Regions from separate parts of the Mus musculus genome. Here region 1 is linked to region 2. The links are chromatin loops, found by intact Hi-C in ENCODE. Cell type or tissue: left cerebral cortex. All regions are shown on one strand.

Region 1 (5,000 bases), 63 kb after region 2:
CAGCCACTGAAGTATGCAGATAGGAAGGAGTATTCTATGATATATAAATGCTAGCATGGCCCTTGAGGGGGTAAGGGGAAGGGAGTTTTCTGGGCTAAAGCTCAGTTGGTACCATGCTTGCTTGGCGTGCCCGAAACCCTCAGACCCATCCCCAACACAGCATAAACAAACAAACAAAAAAACCAACACAGCAACTGAGGAAATGTGTGCATGTGTGCTTTAGCAAGGAATTGAGATATGGAAGACTTATTTATGAAAACCTAGGACAGCATACAAAAATCCTGAATAGAAAAAATATATATTTGTTTCTGCTTTATTGGGACAGGGTATTGCTTTGTAGCCCAGGCTAGCCCCGAACCTAATAATAATCCCCTCGCCTCTGCATCGACATTGCTAGAGTTACAGTCGTGCACTGCCAACACCTAACAGCGGCAAAGAGGTTTTCAAAGTCGCATATAATTAGCCCTGACTGTAGGTATAAAGCCTCAAATTTATCTATCTATCGAAGGAATTAAGTGATATTTCATTCATAAAAGTCTATAACCCCAGCCCTTGGAAGGCAGGAGGATTACAACTTTGAGACCAGCCTGAGCTAGATAGCAAAACCCTATCTCTAGAGACCAAGGGCTGAAGGTACCTCGGTGATGGAGCGCTTGTCATAGCTTGTAAGCAGCTCCTGGCTTCTAATGCCATGAAAAGGGGGGCTGGGGACACAAAGTAAGTTACAAAGCCAGCATGTGAAGTCCAGCCCTATTTTTGTAACAATAAATGCATAAGTAAATACACAGACCCGGAGCTGGAGAGATGGCTCAGTGGTTAAGAGCACTGACTGCTCTTCCAGAGATCATGAGTTCAAATCCCAGCAACCACATGGTGGCTCACAACCATCCGTAATGAGAAACAAATAAAAAACCCTATGGGCCGGAACAAACGGAGCTGGAGAGAGCAGGGCCAGAGCGAGCGAGGTCAGAGCAAAAGGAAGAAAGGGAAAGGGGAAAAATACATGGACTCAAACAAGGAGTTAAAAAGCCTCACGGGCCTGGAGAATGGCTCCTTGCATGAAGGTGCTTGCTACCAAGCCTGACCACTTGAGTTCAATGCCTGGGACCCGCATGGTAGGAGAGAGCTGATTCTCACACGTCGTCCTCTGCCCCCACTGCAGGCTGCTGCACGTGCAGGCCCACGTACAGACACACGGCAAATAAGTCAAAATATAAGAAAAACATTAAGCAGTGTGTGATGGTATATTCCTGTGAACCCAGCATGCAAGAGGCAGAAGCAAGGTGGGGGGGTATCTCTCTGAGTTCAAGGCCAGCCTAGTATACGCAGTGACTTCTGGGTCAGTCAGGGCTACAGAGTCAGGGAGGGGCAGGGGGACCAACAGTAACCAGAAACAGTGGAGTTCCTTCATTTCAGAGCTGATTCTCTCTGAAGGGTGAAACCGGCCTCCTGCAGGTGAGGAAGAGGGACCAGTGAGCAGGACCCAGTGCGGGAAGGGGAACCTGTGAGCAGGACCCAGAGTGGGAAGAGGGACAAGTGAGTGAGTAGGACCCAGTGCGGGAAGGGGGACCAGTGAGCAGGACCCAGTGTGGGAAGAGGGACGAGTGAGTGAGCAGGACCCAGTGCGGGACACTCACGGGTCTGGGCTGGAAGTGCTCATCCGAGAGGCCCCACTTGTCCCGGTGGTACTGATAGTACACCAGGTTCTGTTGCATGACCCTGTCACTCTGGTCAAAGAGCAGGTAGCTGACGGCACACGGGGCTGCATTCTTCAGATCATTCACTGAAACCAGAGAGAAGAGGCCAGGCAGGTGAGAGCCACGCCCTGCAGCTCTCGGCTGTCACTCCCCATGGAAGCTAGAAGCTTGACCTTTCTCCAGTCAAAGACCTCAGAAAGTGGGCAGGGCACAGCCTAGGTCCCAGGACCGCCTGACGGACAGTAGAGAGCACGGATCACCCTCAGGCTGTGTTCATTCTGCTGGCTTCAGACACTCAGGGCGCGTCACCAGAGGTGATGGGACTCAAGGCCTGGGCCACACTGGGCCTGAGGAGGACAGAGGCTCCTTAGCCACAGGCTTCCTGCTAAAGGCTGCAGTTCCTGGGTCCCATCTGGCTAGGACCACAATTCCCAGAGAGGGCAGGCCCTCCTCTAACTGAATCAAACTTGGAAGACAGAAACAAAGGCTGGGGATGTGGCTCAGTTGGTAGAGTGCTTGCTTAATACACATGGAGCCCTGGGTTCAATCCCTAGTTCTTCATAAACCATAACTTAATATGTGTGTGTTAATAATAACTAATTTAAAATATATAAACAAGCCGGGCGTGGTGGCGCACGCCTTTAATCCCAGCACTTGGGAGGCAGAGGCAGGCGGATTTCTGAGTTCGAGGCCAGCCTGGTCTACAAAGTGAGGTCCAGGACAGCCAGGGCTATACAGAGAAACCCTGTCTCGAAAAAACAAAAAAATATATATACATATATACATATATATATATATATATACACAAACAATATAAATAATATATGTTAATAATAAAATAGTAAGTGCTGACACAGTCCCAGCATTTGGGAGGAGGAGGCAGGGGGATCAATAATTAAGGTCATCCTTAGCTATATAGTAAGTTTGAGGCTTGGCTACATGAGACCGAGTTTCTAAATACATAAACAAACAAATAACATAAATAAAAGACTCCACACTACAGAAACCAACAAGATAAATCACGATAGGCCCTCAGGACTGGAAGAGTCAAAGGTGACCTTGTTCTGCCATCCCCTGCGAACGGGTTTTCTGCTCCAGCCTCCCTGTTTAGAACTGGACACCTTACATCACCACAACATGGGGGTTCTGCAGGGTGGCATTTGTCTTGGGGGGCAGGGGAGTCAGGCAAAGAAAAAGTGAGACAAGGTATTTATCCTGGTACTTTCCAGAGCCACTTCTAATCTACAAAAGCAGAGACCCTTCCTTATTTAACAAAACTCTGGCAGGACTGACCGGGTGGAAGATTATTCAATTGTGCCACCTAGCGGCTGTTTTCTATAATGACAAGTTTAAGGCTCTTCTGCACACAGCCTGTATGGCTAGGGAAGGGGCTAATTTTTACCTACACTATTTATCTCTAACCCTGGAAAGCGAAAAATCTCCCAGAGAACAGCAGGCAAAACCCAGAGTTCAAGGTTGGCAGCCGGGCTCAGGGCTCAGGGTCTCTGCTTGAATCAGGGAGCCAGACGGCCTCTTCGTGCGTAGCACGTGTGTGACCTTGGTGGCCTTCTCAGCCGCCACAGCTAAGCAGGGATATTCTGCACAGGGTTACTTACACTTGTAATACGCAAACTGTAAATAGTGGTACATGGTCGCCACAAATTTCTCCACGGGATAGCCTCCTATGACTGGGGTGAGGGTCTCCTCACAACGAATCTTACACTCCAGAACTTCCACATAGTGATCTGAAAAACAGATATAAATTCTTAGAACAGTCAGTCGGTCTGTCTGTCTCTCTGTGTCCCTCCTCAATCCCTCAGTCTAGTCCTGCCTTCCACACACATGGAAGTAAAGGGGGGAAATGTGACATTTAAAATAAAAAGCTGGTGAGATGGCTCAGTGGGTAAGAGCACCTGACTGCTCTTCTGAAGGTCCAGAGTTCAAATCCCAGCAACGACATGGTGGCTCACAACCATCCCCGTAACGAGATCTAGCGCCCTCTTCTGGAGTGACTGAAGACAGCTACAGTGTACTTAGATATAATAAATAAATAAATCTTTTTTAAAAATAAATAAATAAAATAAAATAAAATAAAGAGCTCATGGCTGCAGGGATAGCTCCCTGGTGAACACCAACTGTTCTTCTAGAGGTCCCAGGCTCATATCCCACACCACAGAGTGGCACACAACTGTAACTCCAGTTTCAGGGGATCCATCACGTTCTTTTGGCTTCTATAAGCACCAGGCATGTGGCCTGATCACCGGCATCTTCAGCAAGCATACAGTGCACAGGAAGGGTCTTCTGTAGCATGAATCAACACTCAGAACCCACATCGTAGACAAAGAGAACCAACATCCACAAGTTGTCCTCCGGCCACAAGTGAGCCACAGCACTGACCCACCCCACCACCACCACCATATACACACAAAATAAATAAAAATATAATTTAAAATGTTTTAATGACCAAAGAATATTAATACGAATTCATATGAATAGCAATCTTACACTGCTAAGATGCCATACATACTGTCATTTTTTCAAACAATTTAAACTGAAGGTGAGGGGTCTAGCTCAATGGGAGAGGGCTTGCCTGACATACATTAGGCCCTGGGTTTGATCCTCAGCACCACAAAAATAACAACAAATTTAATTGTCAAGTTGGTAGAAAACAAAGTTGAGCCATCGTCTCCTGTAGCTCAGGCTGGCTTTGAACTCCTGTGTAGCCGAGGATGACACGACCTCCTCATCCTCCTGACGCTACCTTGTGATCCCAAGGGCTGGGATAACAGGATACACCACATGACCAGACAGTGCAGAGCTGGAAACTGAACCCAGGACCCGGTAGGCACTTTATCCATGGAGCTACGCCCCCAAGCCCAAGTAACATAAGTCCTATTGTGAATTTGGAGATACGAAATGGGGAAAACGAAAACCAGAAGATAATGTAAAATCTGGGGGGTATTTATGTACAAGTGACTTATAGAAAAAAAGACATGATATCAGCAAGACTTCTCTAGGATGATGCTGGAACTGAGGCACGCACGCAGGGACCATGATGTCCTCAGGGTTCCGCTGTTAACATCTAACTCGTGAGGTGATAAATGAACCCTGACGCAGCAGAAGCAGAAAACCCTTTAACTAAATGCTTACAAATTAACAGCGCCAAGCAGGGACGGAGCCTTAACTGTGATGAAACATTTATGAAGCGTACGTGAGGCCCTAGGTTCAATCGCCAGCATTGCCATAAAAACATAAAATAAAATGAATAGCACCTCCGATAAGAGAATAGCAGCTATCACACAT
Region 2 (5,000 bases):
CCTCCATCAGTTGACACATTCTGATTCTACATTCATCATAAACACAGAATTTTAGCTTTTTAACACATACATTTTCCTGGGGAAGTGAATTTAGTATAAGGGACATGGTGTAACTATATTGATCCATTCATCCTTTGACATGCAATAATTTATTGACTTCTGGAAAACAATAATAAGTACCCTGTGCCTTGTTTCTCCTTTTATTCTCATGTGCTTTGTAGCATCCAGATTAAAAAGAACAGTGATAAGGAAGAGGAGTATCTGGATCCTGCTGGCCATTCAAGTCCTCTAACTCAGCTCTATGTGAGAGTTGCTCCAAGGGTAATGGGGGCTCTAAAAACTGGGTAGATATTCTGAGTACTTGTGTCACTCTCCCAGGTTGTGGCTCACAAGGTCTCTGCACTTTTGAGGGTAACATTTGTATTTCCACCAGATATCAATTAAAGATCTCTCTATTTGTAGTTGGCTTTAGGCCAGGTGTGAGGATAAGGATCCCAGTCCTACGCATCTGTGAGCTGACGAGAAGGGCTGGTACTTCCTTGCAATGCCTAGGTTGAAATGTGACAGTGGTGTCCTGTGATAAAGTGACCATGGATTTGATGTCATAAAGTAGATAATGCCTAGGACTTCTACAGACTTGAGACATCCTGACGTGTACACTGGAAACCTACCATCTTGGTTAATTAGCTTTTCACAAATATGAACCTCTTTATATTTAGGTTTTGCCCAATTCATCAAGAAAGCTATAGCTCTCTGAAGCAGTGTCAGGATAAATAAACCACATCACACGTGAAAACAGCAGGAAGGGTTAATACATCTTTTCAGCACCATGTTTCTACACGCACAGAAGAACGATTACCTCTGCATACTATTCTTTTTGTTCACCATATACGAACACTATGCTCACGGATTACTGTAAATAGTTCCTGACTCTCTAGTTAGTTCACCAGTCTAATTCATCTATTCTCTACTTCATTTGTTGAAATAGTGATCAGTCATTCAGAACAAAATAATCAACTTATTGGGTGATACCTCACTCCAAAGAGATGTGGGTCACAATGTTACCTATTTGTGATGTCTACAATTCAGGATAAATCATAAATTATGGATTTAAATTATTCAATATGGAGTAGGTACACACTCTAAACCTTCACATATGTGGAAAAGACATACCTACATTTTAGTGAATAAATATACCTAATAAGAAAATGACACGAAATGTTTGTTAAAAATGAAAATAGGCACACATTATAGTGGGAGATTTATATCATAATTTATCCCCACCACTGTGAAGCCACTCCTTTTTTCTGAGGTTAATAATTTCAAAACAGAGAACCTTAGTTATTTCTTGGTATGTCTATGATATAGTGTTATGTCTGTGAAGCACAATCTTGAGGGAGGAAATACAAACATATATAGACACATACGTACATACAAACACATTAAATTCTAAAGTCAAAATATTTTGTAGACTAAAATATAATATATAATAAAACATAATTCTAGAGCCAGGCGTGATGGTGCATGCCTTTAATCCCAGCACTTGGGAGGCAGAGGCAGGCAGATTTCTGAGTTTGATGCCAGCCTGGTCTACAGAGTGAGTTCCAGGATAGGCAGCGCTACACAGAGAAACTCTGTCTCAAAAATTAAATAAAATAAGACATAATTCTAATAATACAGCAGTTATAAGTATTTACACAAAATATTTTGAGAAATATTAACCAGTCTATTTGAAGCAAAAGCACTAAATGGCTAGCAATATCATACCTCTGGTATCACAACAGTTACCCATTATACTCAGATTCCAACACTACTATCGCTCTGTAGTTATAGACGTGTACTCTGAGGAAATCTCAAAGTATACTGGCACTCAGCACTCAGGCCTGAACATAACTAGGTACAGGTCAGCCATAAGTCACAGAGCTTGCATAGTGAACTCATAATCATACCATGACAGCCAACATCTGCTACTTAGGCAAGTCTGCTCATACAAGGTCAGGACGACAGTGTGGGTTATCATAAATGCCAATGTTCTTGATCTAAGAACAACCAACTACAAAGTTAGTTTTCTCTCATCTGCTTACATGGTTCTAAAGAACCATGTTAAAATGCCTACTTCACAAAGGTCTTTTTTGATCACTCTCTCACACATCAAAATGTGAGCTGTCAGCTACTGCTCCAGTGAATTTTTGCCTGTCTGCTGCCTTGCTCCCTGCTATGATGGTCATGGATTCTAACTCCCTGAAACTTAAAATTCTAAGTTAAATATTTTCTTTAACAAGTTGACTTGGTCATGGTGTTTTATCACAAAAAAAAAAAAAATAGAAAAGTAACTAAGACAGCCCCTAACCATGTGTCTATCTGTCCTTAATAGTTCAATTAAAGACATAATTAATGTAGAAAGATTAATTGGATGTTTCTATCCCACTTTTGATCATTTACCTCCCAAATAAAGACACAAAACTTTTAAATTTATAATAAGCCATAAAAGCACTAGAGCTGAGCAGATATCCACCCTTTATGCTAGTCAGTCTACTTTCCAGTCAATGATCCTCAGGGACAACTTGCCATGTTTCTCATGGCCCACTCCTTTCCAAATGTCTGGCCCTCATTGCCATGTTCTCACTTTCCACCTACCCCTGCATCTTCTTCCTTCCTCTTCTCTTTTCTCTCCTGGTATTCTCTGCCTCAGACCCCGAGCCCCGCACCTGAAGCCTTGCCTACCTCTCTTCTGCCCAGTTACGAGCTGTCAACCTGTTTATTTAACTAATCGCTTTAAACTAAGGAGCAAGTTTCCATAGCATCACTTGGTATATGCGATGATTTCCTCTTGACCAAGGATCTCCTCATTGCGGCAGCCAGATCTTGTGGACCAGCATTGATCACTACAGTGCATAGCAACAGACCAAACGTCAGCACACAGTGAATACTGAAAAGCAGAAGAGAAAGAGTAATAAATTCTTTTTAAATTTTTTTATTTTTCCAGCTTCAACCCCACTGGACAGGTTTCCATGAAGGTTGCCCGGGCTTCTCTTCTGCATTCCCACTGACCACCACAAGATGGCACCCTATGAAAGCCTGTTGATGTTGGATGTGGTGGTACATTGGGAAGAGAAACAAAGGTCTATTGACTCCTCCACCAAGACCATCCTCAGAATCCTATGAGGTTTAGTTTTTAACAAAGTCAAGAAGTATCTATAGCTGGGCAATGCTGGTCAAGTTATTTCCTCCTTCTGAGCTTCAGTCTCTCCTGATAAGTGATATGATAGATTGTACGTGCCAGAAAATTAGTCCTCCTTATGGTTTGCCCAAGGGTCTTAGCTTGTTCCTTCTCCCAGCATGAGATTCTTGGCATCCTCTGTCTAAGCTGTTCAGTGCCAAAGGGAGTAACACAAGCATCTCTTCATATTTCATACATGCCAGGATGGTTAGAGAAGTAGATGCTCTGAGCACTGGGAACCATTGCCTTGAGCCCTTACACTTCCTCCTTCCTCTATAGTTTCCAGGGGTGGCAGAATAGAATAGTCACAATGAAATGATAGAATTACCACTCGTTATTAATACTTCACATATAAACTAAGATCTGCAAGTGAAACTCAGTTCTAAGGATAGAAATGTCCCCTCAGTGGGAGGCTTGGCTAAGTGTTTATGACTTCTGCTTTATGTCCAACCCCTGCTCCTTAAAAATATGTGATACCCTAGCAAGATTATGCTGAAAGGACCCTGATATAGCTGTCTCTTGTCAGAGTATGCCTGGGCCTAGCAAACATAGAAGTGGATGCTCACAGTCGGCTATTGGATGGATCACATGGCCCCCAATGAAGGAGCTAGAGAAAGTACCAAAGAAGCTAAAGGGATCTGCAACCCTATAGGTGGAACAACATTATGAACTAACCAGTACCCCGGAGCTCTTGACTCTAGCTGCATATGCATCAAAAGATGGCCTAGTCGGCCATCACTGGAAAGAGAGGCCCATTGGACACGCAAACTTTATATGCCCCAGTACAGGGGAACGCCAGGGCCATAAAAGGGGAGTGGGTGGGTAGGGGAGAGGGGGTGGGTGGCTATGGGGGACTTTTGGTATAGCATTGCAAATGTAAATGAGCGAAATACCTAATAAAAAATGGAAAAAAAAATATGTGATACCTAAAGTGGCATGACAAATGAGAGGTGGGAAGAAAGGGTTCTGGAAACCCCCCAAGATTTTCTAATGGTAGAGACATATGGCTATTAAATCTACCTACAACTAGGGTTGGTGCCTGAGATGACAAAGGAGGGGGCTTTCCTTCGGAAGTTACCCTTGACTAGATAGATAAATGCCTCCCAAAGGTTTTATGGATAACTGTCCTGACAAGAGTAAAAGTATCCCGAGCTTTTGTACCCGCCAGCAAGAGCACACTCAAGACAACCGGAATCTTCTGCAGCAAAGCTTTATTGCTTACTTCTCAGGAAGACCCCGACCCCAGAAAATGGAGTCGCTTATATAGCCCTCAGCCATGGCATTTCAGCACCTGATATGGCGTGTCAGCTCCTGATTTGTTACTCGCCCATCACCCCAAGATTATGCCCCGAGAATGGGCAGTTATCAACTTTCCTTTTTCCTCTCACTCCTCTGTTGACCAACCACATCATCCTGAGAAGAATTTTAGTAATAGGTGGATATAAAACCTTCAGACTGAATTTAAAGAAAATGGGAGCATAAGGATTTAATAATATAGTAAATTCTTGGGACAAGTATTAGACTGTGGTGAAGCTACAGGAGGGTACGAATCAAGGGGGATTATTTCTTTTTTAAACATGAGATGAATTATAAACTATCTTGCTAATGAAGACGTCTCAGCAGTGAGGCTAAAAGAGAAAGGATTTGTTTTCTTATGTTGCGAGCATAGGAATAAGAAGGAATTCTAAGGGAAGTAATACCCAGGCCATACAGAATTGCAATTCAAGGTGCAGTCTGGTTTATCCACCAACAGAAGAGAGCAAGGGGATTGGATGGAGAA

Evidence for each region. A loop is a pair of places that touch in the nucleus more often than their neighbours do. Peaks named below come from ENCODE experiments on the same cell type or tissue, not always from the same donor. Only the 100,000 strongest peaks of a DNase experiment are listed, where the experiment ranks them.
Region 1: it touches region 2 in a loop (10-fold over the local background); 26 of 42 quality-filtered maps call a loop at or near these places.

What each region holds. Positions count from the first base shown.
Region 1 is chr9:114,378,273-114,383,272 of GRCm38, forward strand. Crtap (cartilage associated protein) reads right to left here. Exons shown (of 7, transcript NM_019922.2): 4 at 3,314-3,442; 5 at 1,638-1,783. Among named protein-coding and RNA genes, the nearest start is that of Crtap, 9.9 kb to the right of the region's middle. In left cerebral cortex, CTCF peaks have their summits at 3,016 (motif pointing left) and 3,739 (motif pointing left); a DNase peak (open chromatin) is centred at 3,025.
Region 2 is chr9:114,315,164-114,320,163 of GRCm38, forward strand. 4921528I07Rik (RIKEN cDNA 4921528I07 gene) reads right to left here and starts at 1,865. Exons shown (of 27, transcript NM_001384245.1): 1 at 1,768-1,865. The coding sequence starts at 1,792. In left cerebral cortex, a CTCF peak has its summit at 3,052 (motif pointing right); a DNase peak (open chromatin) is centred at 3,064.